Regions from separate parts of the Homo sapiens genome. Here region 2 is linked to region 1. A link is a loop called in an ENCODE intact Hi-C map of the cell type or tissue named here. Cell type or tissue: PC-3. All regions are shown on one strand. Each heading gives the region's core, and the rest is flanking DNA. Links, peaks and the distances in the headings are about the cores only.

Region 1 (2,915 bases), core at 118-2,617:
ATGGGTTAGGGGGACCTCCCCACCCCTCCCTTCTGTTTCACTTTGATGGGGTCCACCTTGGATAAACTCTCTGGTGCTAAAAAAGTACTGAGAAGTGACAGAAAGTTGCTTCACATCTACTCTATTTTTCAAGAAAAACATTACTATTTTCTCTGAATATGGAACCACCCCAGTGCTTCTGTGAAGTGGAGCTGGGTTATTCAGAGGCCCTTTCTGGTTTTATCTTGTCTTTCACACACTTGGCAGGACAGGTATTCTGATCTCCAGTGCATAACTGAGGACAGAGCACATGGAGGGCAAGAGACCTTGAATAACTATAGAGCTGCTTAACTCAGCACTGGGATAGGAATTCAGGACTCCCTACTCAAGGTCTGTGCCTCTAGCACTAGTCCACACCAAGGGCATTTCCTTAACGGTGGAGATTTTCTTCATGAGTACATTCATTCCCCTCAGACTTAAAAGTTGTCACAAATCCCAAAACTATACAAAGCATGAGCATGGCATTGGTGGCTGTGTGTGTGTGTGTGTGTGTGTGTGTGTGTGTGTGTGTGTATGTGCGCTGGGGGCAAGGGACCTCAACCCCACAGAGACTTAGCCTTACCTGTTGTAGGTAGCTGATGGGAACATTTGTTCCCTGCTGTCCTTGTTTCTATTGGGGACATGTTTCCATTGAGTAAATCCCCTGGCCGCCTGCATCCTCTCTCTCCTTCACTTCATTGGAGGAAGAGGAACTTCAGTCGGCCTGGGAGAAGCAATGGAAGATGTACGCCTCACCTATTCCTTTCTCTCTGGGAAGAGCCTGAGGAAAGTAAACATCCTCTGCCCCTCCAAGCCTTAACTTTTAAGTGGTAAATCTCCATGTTGCAAAGTTTCTGTTTGCCATCAGTGGTACAATATTAACAAGCCCAAGGACCTGAAATGATAGCCACCAACCAAGACTTTGTCAACTTAAAAGAATGGTGATATTTTCCCTCTATCTGCCTGATTCCTATTCCTCTTAATTGGCTCAGAAGTTGGGCAGGAAAGAGGGGTCCTATTTATTGGGTACCCTAAAACCCCAACATAAGGGAAGTCTTTTCTGGTTTCCTCTGGGAAACCTTAGGTTCAACAGTGGCCTGTTGTGGATAAAGATCTACTCTTGGGGGTGACCAAGGATTTGGGGGCAGGAATTTGGAATGAGAACCCAGGCAAGCTGAACTAAAATGCTAACTGGGCAAGGGTGTCCTGTCTCCAGTTTGATGACCAAGGGAAGGTCCTGACTCACTTGGGGCTTATGAAGGGTAACAAGGGGGACTTCTCAGTAAATCAACCACTCACTCTTCATGTGACAGTAAAAGCAGTCATGGAACAAACAAACTTCCTGCCAAGGCTCCTTCTTGTTACCGCAAACTTTCAAGTGTGAGTAACCATGTGAGCAAGGGGGAACCCAATAATTACTAGAATAATTCCTTTGTGTGTGCTGAAGTTCAGTTCATATCTGACCTCCCCAGCCAAAAGTAATCTCTCTTCTCCAGACTTCTACGTCCAGTATCTGGAACTTGCATTTGAGACTTACTATTCCTGACTGGCTTTATTATTTGCTTAGTCATTGTGGTGGTGGTTCTTGCTTTTTGTGCATTTTATCTCCAGTCCCAAAGATTTTAAGTTTATTAGGCATAAGGACCATGTCGTATATCTCCTTGTATTTTCCCTGACCATTCAAGGGCCTAGCATAACATTTACTTGCATTTGGAAGTGTGGAAATAAATGAAGACCAACCAAATAAGAATAAGCACAGGCTGTTTATTCAGAGCTACTATCGTTTGTGTTTTGGCAGAGACTCAAATGCGGGCAGAGGAGTGGGAAAACTTCATAGTAGAAAAAAGGGAGGCTCCAGGTATGTGCTGATTGGAGGCTGTTGGTGTGGGAAGCTGGAGGTGGTTCACTAGAAGCACAGATGCCTATGTGATTGCTTAGGGTGCATATTTGCCTTTCTCTGGTTTGTCCTAAGTTGGAAGCAGGGACAAAAATCAGGGAGGCTGTCCATTGTCAGTCAAGTTCTGGCCATTTGGAGCTGATTCTTACAGGGGTTATTGTTTGGCTTCCTAACTTGTTGATAGAGATAGTGGTTAGACTTCTAGAGGTCTGGCTGATGATAGCAGGCTGGCTTCCTGGGCCGATTGCTGTTGCTAATGGGTTGGTGTCCTGGGCTGGCTGCTGTAGATTGTAGGTTGGAGTTGTTTTTAATTATGGCTTGGCCGTTGTCCATTTGTATATTCAGTCTCTTGGTGAGTATCAATAAATCTTGCTTGATTAACTAATAGATTGTTCTGACTATGGGTTGAAGCATGCCCTTTGAATTAATATTATTTCTCTTTCTCCTCACTGCTTGATCAACTGTTTGACAGGTATTCTCCATTTGATTTTTATAACATGACCTTAGAAATAGCGCAAGGGAGAAGGAAACTTGCTCCATTTTTGCTCCTTTTCTTAATTACCTCTTTACAGACCCTATCTCCGAATAGAGTTACTGTCTGAGGCTCTAAGGGTTAGGGCTTCAACATTTGAAGTTTGGGAGGCAGTGGGGCATAATTCCCCATCATACTCTTTGAGGGCCTCATTTAACTGAATATGCTCAGATCTATCTCAACTCAAACACACTCTGAGCCTTTGGCCTGGATGCATCCAAAAGAAGTGAGTAGAATGCTCAGGTGGCCTGTGACTTGCCGTGATTCACTGACCAAACACGAAGGAAGTGGAGCAGATGGTCACGCCATTAGAAGGCAGTCTCTCCTCAGGGAAGTCAGTCTCGTGGATTCCAGTGGCCCTGAGAATCACGATGCTAGTCTTCAAAAGAATAAGAAAGACCGATAAAAGATTGCTTCTGCTCTAAGTTGAAAGTGGCTTATGGCAGCTTCTCTCACCCCATTGACCAA
Region 2 (2,915 bases), core at 278-2,777, 400 kb before region 1:
AATTAGAAGGGTTGCATTAGAAGGTTGTGATATTTCTTCTTAAATTATGATTATAGAATGCCACTTATTTATTTCTTTATCTTAGCTGACAAGTAAAACTTGTATATCGTTATAGCATTTAACATGATGCTGCTTTCGTTGTTGTTTTGTTTTTGTTTTTTTTATTGATAGGACTGTTTAAAACACAGGATCCATGGGAAGAGGGTCAAATTTAAAGAGGCCCTTAGGGATTCATTATATGGAATAACCAGAATTTGTTGTGTGGGGCAGTTGAAGGCATTAGAGACAAAATCCTGGTTTCCTAATTTGAGAAATTAAAAAATATATATAGCTTGCAGACCACTACCTTTGTCACCTCCCAGGAATCAGGAAGCCCAGGTGAGGATCCATCGCATTAGGAGAGTGTTACGTCATGCTCTGAGATGTGAATACCTCGTAGAATGGATAATTTAGGCTATTTAACATATGCAGATTGTCATGTGTCTAATGCAGCATCAGGATCTGGAGTCACACCCAGCGCTCTCCACTGTCTACCCCGCACTCCACCATGCCCAGATTTTATCACTCCTAGAACTGCTTTGTAAATTAGCATTCATCCATGATAGAGGCCTAGATGACAGACAAGACGTCCGATGATGCTATGAAGAAGTAACATGGGCTGAGCATGGTGGCTCACGCCTGTAATCTCAGCACTTTGGGAGGCCGAGGCAGGAGGATCACTTGAGCCCAGGAAATTCAGACCAGCCTGGGCAATATAGGGAGACCCCGTCTTTATAAAAAACTAAAAAAAAAGAGAAAAAAATTAGCTGGGCATGGTGGCATGTGGGAGGCTGAGGTGGGAGCATTGCTTGAGCCCTAGAGGTCAAGGCTGCAGTGAGTGGAGATCGCACCACTGCACTCCAGCCTGGGCAACAGAGTGAGACCCTGTCTGAAACCCCCCACCAAACCAAAAAGCACACAAGCAACAGGATGCTATGAAGAAACAAAAGGTTAATAATTAAAAAAAAAAAAAAAAAAACATGCACAGCACTTTGCTTTCCCATTTATCTGGCTAGTGAATGGGGGTCAGGTTTGGGAGGAACGTTATGGAGGGAGTAAGCTCACGTTTGGAGCCAAAACCAAGAGCTTAGGCCTAAGCTCTTATTTTTCGCAAGCAACACTGTGGGATGCCCATGAAAATATGATTATGGAATCCTCTCCATAAAAACAAAGTAGCAAGACCTTCAGGTGCTTCTCACTCTTATTCATGAATAGCCCCTTTTTCTTTCTGTTGACATGGAGTCAAGCAAGTGATTTCAGGGACATCTCAATGAATCACTGACCGGGTAGAGACTTGTTTCAGGAGCAGGCTTCCTAGGGGCAGGATGTGTGCAGGGCGGGCAGGAAATGAATGGGCAACGAGAACGGCATCTGGTCAATGGCACAACCATCTTTTTCTTCTGTTACTTCTCTTTAGAGCATTTGCTCATTCAGCAAGAAAGTAGAGAACAGCTGCCGCATCTTCAGGGCTTCCTGGTTATGCTGCAAAGTGACTAGGGTCATTCAAAATGGGTCCCTGCCCTTAAGAAACTTATGCTCTATACAGAATCCCAGACATGTTTCAAGGACTTGAGAAATAATTACAAGGTAACTCACAATGTCTCTTCCTTTGAGGAAAAGATCAAAAGGGCTGTAGTACAATGAATCATCATGTTGGTGCCTGTTTGGATTGCCTAAGTGTTCCAGGGAGGCATTTGGACTGGAGGTGAACAGGAGCCAGGACTAGATTTGAGAGGCTCTTGACTTTCCCACTCCCTGCCCTGGATCTGATTCCTCCCCAGGAGCCTGGGAATTACAGTGTTGGTTCTCTGACTCACTAGGATGTCATAAAGATGGTGAGACATTGTCTGTCCTGCTCCTTCCGCCCTTTGACAGAAAGGCACCTCTAGAGATGAATACAGGGTGTTAATGCTGATTATAGCAGTTTCGATTTGCATTTCCATACACTAGACGACCTAATCCACTCTGTCTAAACATGGAAATCCCATAACTCTGCCCAACTCATCACTCCATTAATCCACTTAACCCCTGGCCAATACATAATCTAAATATTTAATCATGTCTATTTGTTATCTGTGTTTATTCCATGTTCATTCATGGTCTGAGTCTCCTCTCTGTTTATCCATCTCAGTAGAATCTAGTCTAAACCAGGAGAATCCCAAGGAGAGGAGGAAGAGTGTCTTATCCATTTTATTCTTTTCTGGCACATAGTACTGAACTTGGCACGTAGTAGGTGTTTGATGTTAACTGGCAACAATCTCTCAGAATAATTTTTTTTTTTTTTGCATCTTCAGAGAAATATTTTATTATCACTATCGGAGAATCTTACTGTTTCCAATGCCCACCACAATGCCTGGCACATACTGTTTAATGAGAAGTTGGATAATTAATCTTGGGTCATACAATGGGAGCAGGAGAATGCGAAAAAGCAGAACTGGTCTAGAAGGGAGAAGACTTAGAATCTGTTTTTGGTTCTGCAATAGGCTAGTATATGAGGTTGGTCAAGTCTTTTGAAGGCTCTGGGCCCTGGCTTTCTTGTTAGTCGTGTGGATGGATAGGATTAGAACCCCAATCTGCTTTGGCTCCAATATTTTGCCTAGATCTGAGGGCTATGGTATAGAAAAAGGCACAAGGAGGCGGGGGTTCATCAAATGTCAGAATGAGCGCTTCTTCCCACCATTACCACTGCCACTTAAGGACCAGGAAAATGGGCTGGAAACCAGGGCATCTGTTTCCCTCTACGCCTCCTCTTCACCCTCACTGGCTGTCCCTCACAGCCTGGGGTGGGGGGACTGCAGACATCTGCTCATTCCATCTGCATCAGCTAATGTTTATGCAGTGCCCCTGGATGCACGGGCCTGGAGTCACCTGGGGGA

What was found. Hi-C counts contacts between places; a loop is a spot of excess contacts. Peaks named below come from ENCODE experiments on the same cell type or tissue, not always from the same donor. Only the 100,000 strongest peaks of a DNase experiment are listed, where the experiment ranks them.
Region 2: it touches region 1 in a loop (7-fold over the local background); 2 of 110 quality-filtered maps call a loop at or near these places.

What each region holds. Positions count from the first base shown.
Region 1 is chr6:14,733,414-14,736,328 of GRCh38, reverse strand. No RefSeq gene overlaps it. Among named protein-coding and RNA genes, the nearest start is that of LINC01108, 450 kb to the right of the region's middle. RefSeq lists a silencer at 1-7 and an enhancer at 2,281-2,915. In PC-3, for the core only: no CTCF peak of the experiment used is centred there; DNase peaks (open chromatin) are centred at 1,348 and 1,858; H3K4me3 peaks cover 1,075 bases; H3K27ac peaks cover 2,500 bases.
Region 2 is chr6:15,131,940-15,134,854 of GRCh38, reverse strand. No RefSeq gene overlaps it. Among named protein-coding and RNA genes, the nearest start is that of JARID2-DT, 110 kb to the left of the region's middle. RefSeq lists an enhancer at 1,233-2,432. In PC-3, for the core only: no CTCF peak of the experiment used is centred there; DNase peaks (open chromatin) are centred at 1,384 and 1,794; H3K4me3 peaks cover 1,349 bases; H3K27ac peaks cover 2,317 bases.